Regions from separate parts of the Homo sapiens genome. Here region 2 is linked to region 1. A link is a contact called in ENCODE Hi-C or POLR2A ChIA-PET data. All regions are on one chromosome and are shown on one strand. Each heading gives the region's core, a stretch centred on a gene start or an enhancer-like site at or near the end of the contact. The rest is flanking DNA. Distances are from core to core; before and after follow the strand shown. Region 1 overlaps TET2 (tet methylcytosine dioxygenase 2). Region 2 overlaps HADH (hydroxyacyl-CoA dehydrogenase).

The links. Hi-C counts contacts between places; a loop is a spot of excess contacts on that map. ChIA-PET counts read pairs that join two places held with the same protein, here RNA polymerase II (POLR2A).
Region 2: a map of ascending aorta shows a loop between it and region 1 (9-fold over the local background). The contact joins two enhancer-like sites. A Hi-C loop is called at or near these places in 1 of 168 maps with a recorded cell type or tissue (ascending aorta). POLR2A ChIA-PET finds 5 or more read pairs at or near these places in 1 of 52 experiments (activated naive CD4-positive, alpha-beta T cell).

Annotation. Positions count from the first base shown.
Region 1 is chr4:105,189,877-105,193,816 of GRCh38, forward strand. TET2 (tet methylcytosine dioxygenase 2) reads left to right here. Exons shown (of 11, transcript NM_001127208.3): 2 at 484-629. All of the region lies in intron 2 of TET2-AS1 (TET2 antisense RNA 1), which reads right to left. Among named protein-coding and RNA genes, the nearest start is that of TET2, 45 kb to the left of the region's middle. Within about 2 kb of position 2,120, at least 4 of the 41 ENCODE cell types and tissues checked have a DNase peak (open chromatin) inside an H3K27ac peak, as active enhancers do.
Region 2 is chr4:107,994,914-107,998,853 of GRCh38, forward strand. The region is part of intron 1 of HADH (hydroxyacyl-CoA dehydrogenase); the gene reads left to right. Among named protein-coding and RNA genes, the nearest start is that of HADH, 7.0 kb to the left of the region's middle. Within about 2 kb of position 2,223, at least 8 of the 41 ENCODE cell types and tissues checked have a DNase peak (open chromatin) inside an H3K27ac peak, as active enhancers do.

The DNA.
Region 1 (3,940 bases), core at 870-3,369:
TGAGTTTAGTTAGTGCCACATCTCATGAAGTACAGGGACTTAATGATTCTCAATCCTGACTTCATCTTACAGTCACCTGGAGAATAAAGTTTCCTCTTAGCTCAACAAGTCAGAATCTCTGAGCAAAATCCTCAACTTCTTACCTAGGTGATACTCTTGTAAGCCACACTGTGAACCACTGGATTCAACAGATGAAGTAATATAAGCCACTGGCTCTTAAGCCTCATTGATTATTGCGGTGAAGATGTGAAGACTAAAGATGCTTTGGGCATGGCAAAGTGTTCTACAGATATTAGAATTGTTATTATGGTACATTTGAGAGTGTCATTGCTTTGAGAAAGATTCTCTAAGTTTTTTAACAGCCACACTGTAATGGAAATATCCAATTATAGGTATCCAAAACCTTTTAAACTCTTTATATCAGGTGTATATACCCTGTTCCTTTTTGCTAACTTAAAAATGTTCAAACTCTGTCTTCTCTAGGCTGGCAAACATTCAGCAGCACACCCTCTCAAGATTGTTTACTTGCCTTTGCTCCTGTTGAGTTACAACGCTTGGAAGCAGGAGATGGGCTCAGCAGCAGCCAATAGGACATGATCCAGGAAGAGCAGTAAGGGACTGAGCTGCTGGTAAGACAGTGGAGACAGTTGACACTTGTTTGTCAAGTATGAATTTATTCCTAATGTAATGGTAATCTCTCTCCCAAACTTCAACTTCAAGTTACCCTGCACCCTCTCAAATACTTTTCTTTATTGTCTATGCTTAGGACACATGGATTAGATTGTTAAGATTTGTGAATTTACTAAAGTTGTGTACTGACTTATGTATAGCTGTATTTTTCTGGAGAAAGATAGATTTTTATCAATTCTCAATGTCTATGGAGTTTTTAAAAAGAGGTAAGGATTATTCAAATGTAACTATAAACATAAGAAAATGTGATATCTATAACCAGTTGTTAGAGTATTTATCGCCTCCATTTTGCTTCACTTGTAGCCACTTCGTCTCAATCTTGTTAAGGACCAAATAAATGGTATTTGTGGTTACTTGCTGATCTGAAAAGTGAGTACCTCCTGCACCTGGCTAGTCAGTCTTGTGACAATTTGGTGCCATAGAACTAGCAGAGAACTAAATTATGGAATGGCAGATCTCAGGAGCAGCTATGTGATTTTACATACGGTTTGTTTTTAATGGATAGAGACAGAGTCTGGCTATGTTGCCCAGGCTGCTCTGAAACTCCTGGGTTCAAGCCATCATCCTGCCTTAGCCTCTTAAGGAGCTGGGATTACAGGTGCATGCCCCCAGGCCCAGTTCATATGATTTTCTGAAAATACAAAAGAAAGAGGGAGATACAAAATACTTTTTTAATCATGTTCTTATAATTATCTTAATAAAAATCAATTTGCTCTGAATGCCATGACCTGCTGAGTGTCCCAACCTAAGGGTTGTCAGACCATTTTCTCATATATGCATGTATAGAAGTAGGGAACTAATATATTTTTGTCTAAAATGTTTAAGATGAAGATGAGAATGAATTCTACAATATATAATTTTGCCTGAACTATATAAGACAGTTAAAATTATAGAGACATTGCAGGAGAGACTCTGGATTAGATAGAAAAAAGGAAGAATTAGGCTTTTTTTTTGTCTATAATCCTTTTAGTAGGTAATTCAGCTTCAGTTTCACTAAATCTTGTTTATGCATTCAGCATAACAAATCTTCTAATAAGCCTGTATAGCTCTAATCTCTGCCTTACTGCAGACACCTGAGGATATAAGTATCCACTCTGCCACTTGATACTTCTCAGAGACTGTTCTGGTGCTGAGAAATCCTTTCCAGTGTGTCCTCAGTTGAACTCCCATGATTCCTGGATGTTGCCATTTTCAAGACACAGGGCAAGCGCATCTGTCTAGATTACCTCTCTACCTTGGGAATTTTAAGTCACTCTGTGAGGGAAAGAGAACTCAGTATAGTAGTAACTCTCAGAATGAAAATTTTCCCCTTGCATGTTAATATTTTTAGAGTAATCATTGTCACTGAAAATAGACTTCCTCTTTCCCCTCTCATGCTGGAAAATCTTAGGTAATTATGAATAAAGCATTCTTTACTTTTCCCCTCCTCCCTTGATGATTGCTTTACCTCACTCTGTGAGAACTGTGACTACTCATTCTGCTCTTGTCTTTTACATGAGAACTGAGAGCGCATTTTTAAGATGGAATTTTCCTCCTTAATGAAGTCATAACATTAGTCAGAAGATTTTCTCTTCTTGAACGTTAAGCCTGGGTAAGGAATAAAGTGCAGAAGTTTATGGAAAATTATAAGATAACTTAAAAAAAAAACGAAGACAACAAATTAAAATATTAGCCATTGAGGGAAAAGGTTTTACAGGTAGCTCTCTGAGGAGTTCTTCCCTCATATCTCCTCAAAAATCTTGTTTTGCATTTAATTTTTTACAGTTGGATAAGCTCAGCCCTTGACATATTTTCAATAGCAAATAAGCCTAGAGTTTATTTTTAGTACATTTATTAGGAATGTGTTCTTGGGAAAATTATTTAACCTCTGTAAGCCCTGCTTTAAATGGCAAAGAAGAAAGTAGGTAATAATAGATAATAACAGGATTATTTTATGCATTACCTGTACATTGCCCAACATATAGTAAGTTCTCAATTTTATATTGGTATTTGTTTTATTATTAACCACTTTTATTAATGTTGCTTTTAGTTTTTGAAATATGAATTCATTCAAAAATATTTCTTGAGCACCTGCCAAATACCAGGCACTCTTCTAGGAACTAGAGTGGCATTAATGAGTAAGAGGCAAAAATCTCTTCCCTTGTTGAGCTTAGAATCCATTAGAGTAAGAGACAGACACATACAAAATAAAATGTATAATATAGTAAATACCAAGAAGTGCTAAGTTTTAAAAATGTAAAGCAGAAAAAGGAAATTGAGTGGCAGGGTTAGGTAGTAATTGAAGATATAGTAGTCAAGTAAGGCAGCTTCAAGAGAAGATTATGTCTTAAATAAAAATCTGATAAAGATATAAAAACAAGCCATGAAGTTATCTGAAGGAATTGCAGGTAGTGGAGAACAGCCAAAAGACCTGGAGTAGTAAAAGGTTTTATGCAGAGTGATTTAAAAAGAATCACAGTATCTTATACATCAGTAAATATTTACACATACACTTAAGTAAGTGATATGGACAAGAACTTTGGAAGTTGAATAGCAAGGTCCATCTGGACTATAACAGAGGAGGCTTCACAAAGGAAGGTGACAGGGCATGGCCTGGATCCTGAAGGACAGGAAGAATTGGGATCGATAACAAAGAATGACATCCCAGTGGAGAGAAGTGGAGGGGAAACAGCATGAAATGGAGTGAAATAAGAATGTTGGCCTTTAGGGCAGGAATGGGCCAGGCAGAGGGCAAGTGGGAAGCAGGAAAAAGGCGACCTTGTATAAAGTTCATGTTGGCAAATAGAGAGAAGATGGGAAAGCAGGGTAAGGCCAAATTTAGTAAAATCCTAAAGTCAAGCTAAAGATTATTGCATGCTATCCTGAAAATATTGGGGAATAATTAGAGCAGATGAGTAGAAAGGTGAATTCTTGTATTTAGCTATATCATTATTTTTACAAATTTAAACAAATAAGGAAATGGAGGCAGTAGTTGGAGTAATTTAGGAGATAAATTGAAAATGGATTTTGTTAAGAGAGAAGGGAAGATAGATTTTATATATTTTAAGGAAAAATCATGAGGATTTATTTGCTGACTGCACGTAAGAGATAAAAGAGAGGAGTCAAAGATTTCTCTAAAATTTTCAAAATGATTAATTACGTGTTGGTATTAAAAGAAATAGGGAAGTTGGGACATATGAGTTTGAATTCAGCATGAGTCAGTTAAGACAATCAGATGCAGATATTCTTAAGGCAACTAAAGTTCATTTGA
Region 2 (3,940 bases), core at 973-3,472, 2.8 Mb after region 1:
TGCTATGGGATATGTTTGGACATTTTTTAGAGCAGAAATGGCACTTCAGTCAGTCAGGTTTTGGCATTTTCCTGCCATGTTCTGCCTCCAGCTTTAATCACTTGCCCCTTGCTTGAGTTTCTTCTTTCTTCCCCTCTCCCTTCTCTCTTATCTGTGGTAGGCACACACACCTCACTCTCTAGTTCTCCTGGGACCACAGGAAGATAATGTGGATGTTCTCTGTGGCTCCCCCTGTTATATTCATGATGTTATTATTTCTGGTAGTGGTATTCTAATCTCAAAAGTACAGGCTATGAGGTCCCTGCCAGGGTTTAGATGCTAGCCTTCCTATCCTGCCTTTAGGAACCTTGGGCAAATCACTTAACTCCTCTCTGCCTCTTTACTTACCTGGGAATAATGAGACTCACCTGACAGCTGTGAAAGTTAAATGAACTAATATACAAGCTCCTAGAATAGCATTAGTGTGTTTGATAGTAACTGTCTGATAAATATTAGCTGCTTTCACATAGACCCATCAGACCTGATCTAGTGAGGATTTCTCTTAGATTGTCTTCACTGTCGGAAGAGTTTTGATATAGGGAGTTCCAGCAATTCTAAAGATGTTAAGACTTATTTATGTGGGTTGTTGAGAAAGATAGTGTACCATTTACTGGTTTTTGTAGAGCTAAAACCACTCTACAAAATATGACACTTTATTCTGTTCAAAGAATTTTGATTTATTTAATTTCATGTGACCATTACAATAATCACCCCTGCAGAGATGGTTCCTGGGGTCAATGGTCAGAGGCAGAGCTGGGGTTAGAACTTGAGTTCTCTTCTGTTCTGCTGCCTGTAAATCCCCAAGCCTGAATTCAGTTCTGCCTGCACCTCTGGCAAGTGCTGTATTGTGGGGAGAAGTGTGGCATCCATGGCAGGGGATCCTCTGTGGCTCTCTGGAATCAGTACATCCCAGGTTGACGTCTCCTTGGCTCTGGACTCAAAGTTAGTCTACCTGCTGGTCGTCTACATCAGGGTGCTGTGCTGCCATCCTTCTGCCCATGGTAGACTCAAACTCACCTGCCAAGATCTAATTCATTATTTCCCCTCCAGCTTTTTCCAGAGAGCTTGCCCCTCCTGTTGCTGCAGTTGTTCTTCCAGCCACATGTACTCTGAAGATGGGATCACAATCAGTGTCTCCATACCAGAAAAGGCTCTGTAACTTTTTGGTCATGGGAGAGCTCTTTCCTCTGCCCTCTCCTTTGCAGTTCCTAGACCAGGTGTGTTAACCTGAATTGTCATGGGAGCCTCTTAATTGGTCCTTTCAGCAAAAACTAAAAGAAAAAACCCACTCATCATGGCAAACATTGTCATATTAGTCTTCCTGGAGAGGCATTTGGATTTATAACTCTCCTCTACCCGGAAAGTGTCCATCATAGCAACATCTTCCAGGGATTCTTAAATATAACGATGCTGTTGACATGTCTGGTTATCCCTTTACCTTTTCAGAATTTGTGGGAGGTGAGAAGTCTGGGAGAGGTTATCTGGGTTATTATGAAACCTACACACTTACTGAATTAAAAAAAAACTATGTAACACAATTCTAGTCTAAAAATGGGCGCACACTTTCTTTGCCTTTTAGAAATACTTTTTGAAATGTAAAATTCGAAGTCTAATAAAGGAGTCTGTCCAATTAATTTAACTGTTTGAAGAAAAAAACCAGTCCAGGCATGGTGGCTTACGCCTGTAATCCCATCACTTTGGGAGGCTGAGGCGAGCAGATCACTTGAAGTCAGGAGTTCGAGACTAGCCTGGCCAACAAAGTTAAACCCTGTCTCTACTAAAAATACAAAAATTAGCTGAGCATGGTGACACATGCCTGCAGTCCCAGCTATTCAGGAGACTGAGGTGGAAGAATTGCTTGAACCCAGGAGGCGGAGGATGCAGTGAGCCAAGATCACACCACTACACTGCAGCCTGGCCAACAGAGCAAGACTCCTTCTCAAAAAAAAAAAAAAAAAGAACAAACCAGCTGGTTGTGGTGGTGGTGGTTGACATCCTCAACAGAACAGCTTTTGCTAATTGTTGAAGTCAGGGAAGACAACTTGTGCTGATGGCAGAGTTCAAGACATTACACAACCAGAGACAATCATAAACCCAGAAATGCCAGCCCTGAGAGATGCAACTGATGTATGACTTTTTTCCTCTCTGGATCAAACCATGACAACCGTAAAAGGCAGGCCTTGCTGTTAAGGCGCTGCAGCCTCTGAAGCACAGTTGGCCTCAGGGAGCTCTGACTCAGTCTACTTATTCTGGGGATCTGAAGAAAGTCAGAAATCATGTGTGGTAGATAGTTTGCATAACTTTGGGATTTTCCAGAGAGAGGATGAAAACGGTGGCCCTCCTTGTAATGTCTAGGCACATGGGACATCCAGTGGAACTGTTGAGGGAGGAGATGGGAGGGAGACCAGTCACCAGACCAGTTGATGTAGGTCTCATAGACTCACCACTCAAGTTGTGCTTCGGAGAAAGCTGCTTCAAATCTTCTTGATACATTTACAAAGATAAATAAATCCAGTGTGCTTCTGCTTGGCATGTTTACTTGGTCCTGTGGTCAGAGTGCTCTGGGGCTTTGACAAATGTGCTAGTCACTTAGCCTATTTTTACAACTCTGAAGCAGCCGTGTCTAAAAATATTTCCTCTCTGGCTGAGCCTGCCTTCCACCAGGCCTAGAAAAGTCATGGAGCTGAGGACATAGCCTTCAAATATTTTTTTTTCCATTGCAGACTGCTTGTCCTCAAGGTCTTACCAGCATGTAGGTCACTGTAATATAAAACATGAGTTCTCAATGGATTGATTTAAATTGTGGTCACTCAAACTGCCAGGAAGAGTCCTCCTCATTTGTTGTAAAAATAACAGATGTCTATGAAAGGAGAAGAAGAAGGCCTTTCTTTTTTTGCAGTTCATTTCTCCACTGCCTTCTCCATCCCAGAAAGTTGGCGGTAACTTGGGTGTTACTGAATTACTCAGGAGAATGAATTGTACTTGTTTCTCTGTAGTTATTTTCTAAATAAGAGGTTACGTTATCAGGAGAGGCCATCAGCTACAGCAGTGGAAAGAGCCACCAGGTCTCATCTTGACTTTACCAACAAATGTCTTTATTCAGTCAACATTCCCTGAGGGCCAGCCACAGCCAGGCAGGGTCTAGGTTCTCAGTGTACAAAGATGAATGACATTTGGTCAGGAGCCTACAGTAGAGGAGTTCAGATTACTATAACACAGTTTGGTAGGTGCTGTGGTACACAGATGCAGGGATGTTACAGGGCATATGGGGGACATCTAGCTTAGGGCTGAGAGGATCTTGGGGAGTAGGCTTACTAACTGGAAATGATTGTTTTGTTTTGTTTTGAGACAGAGTCTCTCTCTATCACCCAGGCTAGAGTGCAGAGGCGTGATCTTGGCTCACTGCAGTGTCCACCTCCCAGGTTCAAGCAATTCTTCTGCCTCAGCCTCCTGAGGAGCTGGCATTGCAGGCGTGCACCACCATGCCTGGCTAATTTTTGTATTTTTAGTAGAGACAGGGTTTCACCATGTTGGTCAGGCTGGTCTCTAACTCCCGACCTCATGATCTGCCCGCCTTAGCCTCCCAAAGTCCTGGGATTGCAAGTGTGAGCTACCGCGCCCGGCTGATTTTTAGGCTTAGTTAATAGGTGAAGTTGGGGAGAAGGTGAGGCCAAGAGAAGGGCTGGAGTTGAGAGGCAGATGTAGGGAGCTACTGGCCTTGTGGTGGTGTTAAGACTGTCATGCATGAGGCAATAGTTGTGTTCTTTTTGTTTTTTTGTTTTTTTTTCTTAGTAATAGCCATCCTAATGGGTATGAGATCAGAGGTTTTTAACATTATACTGTGATGGACATTAGAGATTTCATGAATCTCCTTCATGGTTCCCGAAAGGTTGGTAAAGAT